Linked DNA regions of Homo sapiens: region 1 is linked to region 2. A link is a loop called in an ENCODE intact Hi-C map of the cell type or tissue named here. Cell type or tissue: IMR-90. All regions are shown on one strand. Region 1 overlaps HDAC9 (histone deacetylase 9). Region 2 overlaps HDAC9 (histone deacetylase 9).

Evidence for each region. Peaks named below come from ENCODE experiments on the same cell type or tissue, not always from the same donor. Only the 100,000 strongest peaks of a DNase experiment are listed, where the experiment ranks them.
Region 1: a loop joins it to region 2, with 2.7 times the contacts of the local background. A loop is called at or near these places in 1 of 110 quality-filtered maps.

What each region holds. Positions count from the first base shown.
Region 1 is chr7:18,855,923-18,859,922 of GRCh38, forward strand. The region is part of intron 21 of HDAC9 (histone deacetylase 9); the gene reads left to right. Among named protein-coding and RNA genes, the nearest start is that of HDAC9-AS1, 44 kb to the right of the region's middle. In IMR-90, no CTCF peak of the experiment used is centred here; no DNase peak of the experiment used is centred here.
Region 2 is chr7:18,760,269-18,764,268 of GRCh38, forward strand. It overlaps HDAC9 (histone deacetylase 9), which reads left to right. Exons shown (of 26, transcript NM_178425.4): 15 at 1,889-2,009. Among named protein-coding and RNA genes, the nearest start is that of HDAC9-AS1, 140 kb to the right of the region's middle. In IMR-90, no CTCF peak of the experiment used is centred here; a DNase peak (open chromatin) is centred at 2,093.

The DNA of each region.
Region 1 (4,000 bases), 96 kb after region 2:
AAAATAATTGTAAGCATTACAGCCTTTTACTCTAATGACCTTGACTCTGCACTGGGATAGATGTCTAATTACAAAGAATTCAGCACAGACCACATTAGCGAGGCTGGTGTTTGCTTTGCACACAGACCCAACATCTGTTGGATCTTTGGAGCAGAGATTTAGTCATGGGAGATGAATCCTGCTGTTCTCTTAAAATGCATGCTTTGAAAAGAATGCTCTTATAATATTTTGGTCCTGAGAGATACGGCATCATAGGTTCACGCTAAGGCTCACAGCCCCTAAGAAATTATGAGTAACTGATTAGATTTTTATAACTGCAGATCAAGTCCCTAAAATAAGAATCTATTCTTATCTTAGAAACTATGAGTATTATTTAGAAACCATGAGTAACTGATTAGATTTTTTAACTGCAAATCAAACCCCTAAAGTAAGAATCTATCCCTAAAAATCAAAATCTATTTTGCTATTTTGGTCACTATAATGAACAGAGGGAGTTGAACACATGGTTATCTCTCCACCACTCATGGCTGCTGCATAGAAATTGCCCCTAAAGGATGTTAATATTATTGATTTTATAAACTATGTAGGTAGAACCTCTATTTTTCTTACACTGAACTTGGAGTGGGCAAAAAGAAGCCTACAAATGCATTATAAACATTGCAAATGTACATTATGAATGTATATTACAAATACATTACAAATGTGCAAATGCATTAGTAGCTTCCCTTAATTTCAGTTTATGAGTTTGTGATATAAATGGCAGGGAAGAAAAACATTTGTGTGCATTTATCTTTGGAAATAGCACAACTTATTTAATCAATTGCTTTCTATTAACATTTTTTTGGTGAATGTGAACAATACAATCAAATGTAACATCGATTTGGGTCTCTGTGATTTTCCCTGTCACCTCAATTCATTCCCGCCTTTTCTCCACATTACTGTCTTTCCCTGAAGCATAGGTAGTATTCATTTGCCACCTGAATGATCACCGCTGGGTCACTGTTGTGAAACCATAAAGTGCCTTGAAGGAAATCACAGTGCAGTTATTCAGTCTGTTCATATATTCTTCTCCTACCTCTCAGCTTTATCTTTTTCTTTCTCCGATTTCTTCAGTCCAGCTTTCAACTCTTCACTCCCATATATGTCATGTTTCAACTTCATTTAAATTTTTATCTTTTTCTCTATGTGTCATAGTTTTGGTAATTTTATGACTAAAACATGCTTTTCCTTTTGTCTGGAAGTATTTATTTTCTTTCACTGAATAATTGCTTCTCTTTTTTTATTTTTTTTTAACTGTGTTGCAGCACATAAAAAGTTTATGAAATCAATTCAGAGGGTCAAGATTGGCATTTTAATAGAATGTAATAGAAGATAAAAGAGTGTCACATATTGTTTCACAAAATATGTTTTAGTTGTGTGTGTGTGTGTGTGTGTGTGTGTGTATGTATGTATGTACTAGTTCCTGGAGTGAAATGTACTTTTTTGTTTGTTGTGGTTTGAGAATTTTGAAAGCCACTGTTTAAACAGCCAATTAAAATATCATTTTATCTATAAAGTTTTGTCTCTGTTCTCCAGAATAATTAATAAGTTCATTTTCTATGTCCACATTTATAGCTGTAGTTTCTAGAGTAATTATTGTTTTGAACTGGGAGAAAAAAATCAATATCTGTATTAATGAACGCATCCCTTTGAACTGGAAGAAATTTGTTTACAGAGTTGCTTCATCCATGCCATCTGAACTTGTTAAGTATAGGAATCATAGGAATCTGTCCTGACATTATGAAATCTAGCACTTGGCACCTTGGCATTGAGATTCACTGTAGATGTTCAATGAATGTTCCAGGAATAAATTAATAAATGAAAAAATCTATGAAAAGACAAACTTGACAAAGTTGGGTTCAGCTATTTTGTTTTCAAATGGGAATGTGACATTCCCATTTTCAATGGGAATTTGAAAATATTTATCTAATATCTGCTACTTGAAAAGATTTTTAAAAACAAGCTAATTTTTTAAATATGAGGGTACAGTACTGATGTACTAATAACTGTGGAGTATTATTTGGTCTAAAACAAATACACATGCACAAAAGAAAATTAGTTTTCAAATGTTTATCCATTGAAATCTTGGATTCTGCCGGCTGTTTAGTGGTTCATTTAGCATGTCACAGTATCATGACAGCAGTGTCGAAATACCACCATAACATTCCCTTTTCAAAAAATGAAAATAATCAGTGAGAAAGCTAGCTATCTGTGCATATGGATCCACATGGTTGCATATTTGGAAAAATGGATAATCAATGTATTACTCAATTCTTAGGCTGCTGTGAAGAAATACCCTAGACTGGGTAGTTTATAAAGGAAAGAGGTTTAATTGACTCACGTGGCTGCATGTTCTGCATGGCTAGGCAAGCCTCAGGAAACTTACAATCATGGTGGGAGGCACCTCTTCACGAGGCAGCAGGAGAGAGAATGAGTGCCCAGCAAAGGGGGAAGCCCCTTATAAAACCGTCAGCTCTCATGAGAACTCAATATCACAGGAACAGGATAGGGGAAATCACCCCCATGATTCAATTATCTCCACCTAGTCCCTCCCATGACATGTGGGGATTATGGGAACTACAATTCAATATGAGATTTGGGTGGGGACACCAAAGTAACCAAATCAGCTTATGTTAACATTTCCTATCTAGAATGTTTGAATGTACTTTACTCAGAAATTGCTTTCATGCTAATCCAAGTGACAACCCATAGTCTAACTAGTCAGAGTATATTTTTATCTTAAATAATAAAACTACTCTATCATGTCACCATGGAAATTTCGTACTTTGTGGAGTGAACATTGCAGTTGGAATTGTACCTGGAAATAAGTTGCTGCTGAATAAATATTGACAGCAGTGTCTCATTTTTACCATGTCCTGATCTCCTGTGAAGTTTGAGTGGCATACCTACTTCCCTTCTAACTCACAGAAACACTGAAGTGATTGCTTCAATACACATGATATGCCTTCATTGCCTCATTGAATCAGAGCACTTAGAAACACTATTTTTTCATCCAAAAATGCAGTTAAAAGGCAGTGAAATTGTCAAGCTTCCGAGAACGTGATCTTTGGATTCAGACAGATATGAGTTTGAATCCCAAGTCAGTCAGTTATTTGCTGAAACAACTTGACTGATTATCTTACCTTCATTGAGTCTTAGTCTTACTGTCTATAATTGGGATCAAAGTACATAATTTCAAGTATATTGTGATCATTGCAACATTAGAAGGAATGTATAAACTTCTTAACTTCATGCCTGGCACCTAGTACATTGTCAAAATGGTTGATGATTTTGTTGTTGTTGCTAGAAGAAAAGAGTTTCCTTGCCTCCAACATAAACTATTTTTTTAGTTTTGGAATTAATCCTACTCTCCTGTTATTTTAGCTATGAATACATGTAACACTCCTAGATCTTGGGCTGATCTCCTGATTGAGAAGACAGCCTGACTCTGCACTTCAGAACTCTATTCAGGCCCCAAGTTCTTTCTTTCTTCTCAGTCTCTTTCTGGCTATGCCTCAGGGAACAAGTAAAATGTGTTACTAAATGAGCTTGCCTTTTGTCTTGTTCATCTCACATTGCTACGCAATTAAAAAAAAAAAAAACTTGATGATGCTGCCTTCCTCAGAAAGGCCACATCAAAAGGTAGAGTTAACCAAAAATAATACACACTTTTTCCAAAGACACAAACAGTTCCTTGAAAAGGATGTCATGCTGTAATTTGTTTTGTGAATTCTATAAACCACAGAACATTTACTTACAGTAATGTTTGACCTTTCTTTTTCCTTATTTTTATGCCTACAAAGCTTCTTTTTCTCTCCTCTTGAGAAGAAATATAAAGGCTAACGCTCTCATATATATATATATATATATATATATATATATATATATATATATATATGTGAGAGAATGAGAGAGAGAGAAATATATATGATTTTATTGGAATACTGAATTTAATTTTTAG
Region 2 (4,000 bases):
ATTCTCCACCCCCTGAAATCTCACAGTTAAAACGTTTCCCTTTAATGTTGCCTTCGAATTTTCTCATGCTTATTTAGTCTCTTTACATGCCATCCTACTCTTTGGTTGTTCTGGTCTCCCATAAACTTTCCGATATTGAATGTTTCCCAGCAAGCTACTTGGTTCAAGATGTTTTCTAATCAATCAGAAAGATGGCTGACCAGAAGGCCATCATTAAATTTTTCTTAGTCTTCAGCATCAGAATTCTGATCTTACCCACCTGGAATAATTTCTCTAAATCATACTTTTATTTTTATAGTAATTTGAATTGGGTTAGACAATGCTGAATGATAGCATCAAAAACAGAGAACTTCAATGATATACAAAGAAAGTTCCATAAGTATTCATGAGTTTGTTCAGCACGTCAAGGCAGTGTTAATGAGATTTTGCTTTAATCACTCCCTTCCTGTTACCCCTGCAGACCCCCACCAATCCTCCCTCACTGTGACCTGATCATTTATTTTCAGTGACAAGCACAGCTCGGCCTCCGGCCCAGTAAATGCTGAGAAATTGTCAGATATTGAAGTTGTCCTGGCCTGCCCCTTCAGTGAACCACACATTAACATTGAAGAGTCTGGCAGCAGCTGCATCACCTTAAACTAGGGAGGCTGAATGTGGAATTGTCCTCGTCCTGAGAGAGGTGTTGTCACCTGATGTTTCCGGGTTACCTGGTGGTTCCTTGGTCAGGAACATGAAAGGACAGCATTCCCTGAACAGATTCTCCTTGAATTTCACTGTTGTTCTGTACTTCAATATTAACTTACAGCTGCCTTGTGGTTATATATATTTTTAAGTGAAATATTAACACTGTCTCTGTAATACTAGAAAGCACAGCCATTTCCAAAAGTTAAGGCTAATTAACTTCGTGCACCAGCACAATATTTATCAGGCTCACAGATGTGCCAGCTGAGGAATGTAGCCAGAAAGAACACTTTGCATACTGGATAATTGAGGTTTGACCTAATGAACAGTTTTGCCTGTGTTGAAGGGCTGTAATTTGTTAGCTGGAGTGAAAGTCTCTGCCTAGCCTTTTTGGAAAAAATTGATGGAGTCTAGAGTGTCTCAAACAGTGTCTGATTAAACAGCAGGTTTTGTTTTTGTTTAATTTCCAATCTGTCAGAGACTAATACGCATAAAAAATGTTAAAAATGAAATACGGCAAAAGTGAAATAAATATTGAAGAGAGGTAAGATTATAGTAGATTCAAAAGACATAAAAATACTGTCAAATTGCCATAAAAGTTTCTAAATATTGATCTGAATTTCTGTACTGACCTCACTACAGACCATTAATAAACAGATATTGACGTGTTATTGATCCCATGGGACACAGTTTGAGGAACATTGGTTTTAACTAATACTACTGTGAGGTGCACACATGGGAAGTCATTAGCGTATCTGTGATCATCAAGTTCATTAAAATGAAATGGTATTTATTTATGTCCTTCAAGAAGGAATAAAGAGTGTGTTCTAACAACTTCTTTGGGTAAGTGTAAAATAAGATTGTAATAAATTTAATTATCAGCTAAATAGTAGCCCTGTTGGTTTTTAAGCTGATACTTTACAAAAGAGTTAACTATTAATTTCTGTGTTATAGCTTTCTCTTCCATGCCAAATAAGAATATACTTTATGTCAGTTGCCCATTTAGGTATAAGCAATCTGTTGGATCTGAACCTTCCATACACTCATTTTTCAAATATTATTATGGTACTTTACTAAGCAAATCAGTGTCACATTCCTACATGATGAAATTCAGCCCATTATTAATCATCTTAAATGTGACTTGGGGTCTCATTTTCTTCTAAATGTTGTCAGTGGTGTACTGTTGGCTTCTGCTATTTTCTTGCAGCGAATTCAAGGTCGAAAAGCCAGCCTGGAGGAAATACAGCTTGTTCATTCTGAACATCACTCACTGTTGTATGGCACCAACCCCCTGGACGGACAGAAGCTGGACCCCAGGATACTCCTAGGTCTGTACGGGCCTCCACTGTACTGGGAACAGCACATTCCAGCACTATCATTAGTCAACGCTGGTGTCAGTTCAAAATACTTGGCAAGTAGTGCAACAAAAAATCAGTTTTTCCAACAGCTTTGCTCTGTGGAGTGAGTCATTTGCAACAGAAGCCATTGTAGATTAAGAAAATCCTGCATTAGAAAATGACAATGTAGGTTCCATGGTGTTTACTTTAGAATTAACCTTCATTTGAATAACATTTGTACAATGTGTTTTTGCATATAGAAAAAACTACATTGCTGAATTTATTGTGTTTTCAAACTTAAAGTAGAAATGATTTACACATGCTTTATGCAAATTTCTCTTCACCGTTCCCATTTTTTTGTATCTTTTAGTTCTTTGTTCTATGACCTTAAGAAACAAAGGAAATAGTACAACTTGTATTAAGTGAAAACTCATTATTACTATGCCCATCACACTACATTCTATAGCAAGATTGCAAATCTATTTATTGCCTTACCTTTGGAATTAAATAATACATTAAATGCAAAACTAGAAAACTAATAAACAGTTTTTTGTTAATGTATGATTTTTTGAAACTTTATCGTCAGATTTTAAAATAAAATTTATATTGCAGAACTTTATATAAGCTTTATATGAGTGATAGAAACAACAGGTTTCTGGAAGAAAAATTAGTGACAATCCTTATTTTAGCTGAAATGATAATATTGTTTTATTAACTTTTTATAAGTGAATAACAATATCTAACATTGGCAATAGATGCTGATGGGGTCATGTTTTAAATGTTTTAACTAAAAAAGACATTTTAGGAGTTTTTCCTTCAAATAAATGTATTGTGTCAGCTCTAAGTTATTGAACTCTTTCACCTAATTCAATATTATTTCAAAATTGTTTTATATTAACTGGTCCTAAACAATTTGAAAGCAAGTAGATAACATACAGTAGGTAGGTATCTTGGAAAGCAATTGTAAGGAAGAATTAACAGTTACTCATTATAACACAATATACCTTTTTAAACAAGTGGCAAGCATCTCTTAAATTTATGAAGTGCAGGCATATGAGTGAGCATAAATATGCCCACACATGCGTGTAGCAGTATAGGTAGCAGTAGCTTGGGGAGAAGTAAGACCAGAGGGGAATACATAAAGATTATCCAATTTTTAGAAAGTACATTGCTAATATTTGATGATAAAAAATAATGTATACTATCGAATTAACATTGTATATTAATATGAATACAAATAAATCAATCTAAACATATATGCTCATTTTTTCCTTTCTATTTTAGAAACCAGTCTCTGTACATGCAGATACTTTACATAAAATACCTCTTTTGCTGCAAATATTGTATAATAAATGTTCTTATTTTAACATGAATCAATAACCCTACCCAACTAACCAACAAGATGAAGTAAACCAGACATTTTAATTGTCATGATTTTATGAGGTCATAATACTCAAGCATTTAAACATAGGAGACTGTGTCCATGTCATTATTTTTTAATTGAGTTAAGAAAAAACAAGTAGAAAACCTCCCCCCACTTTTTAAAAATCTCTGGTCCTAAAGTATAAATCAACCTTCCAACTTTATTGGAACAGGCTGGGATTGATCAAATTGTGAATATAAACACACATTTGATATTTGAGAAGTGCTCCAAAACAACCATTGTTCCACATTTTAAGAGAAAGGCATATTTATAAGATAAATGAAGTTTAAACTTTTGCAACATCAAACTTTTATTCATAAAACATGGCGATGTTTTTTTAAAAAATTTGACTCTTTTGAACAAACCTATTTTTTGTAAAATATTTGATGTGCATATCATTTTTAAATTTGATGATTTTAAAATGAAATTCCATTTATAATTTTAACTTGGACAAAGGTTCTTTTCATGTATGTATGTGATGAAAGCAGCAAGTACCTATGATTCAATGTTTAAAATTTTAATCTAAATAAATTAGCCATTTATCTCATTAATTTTGAAC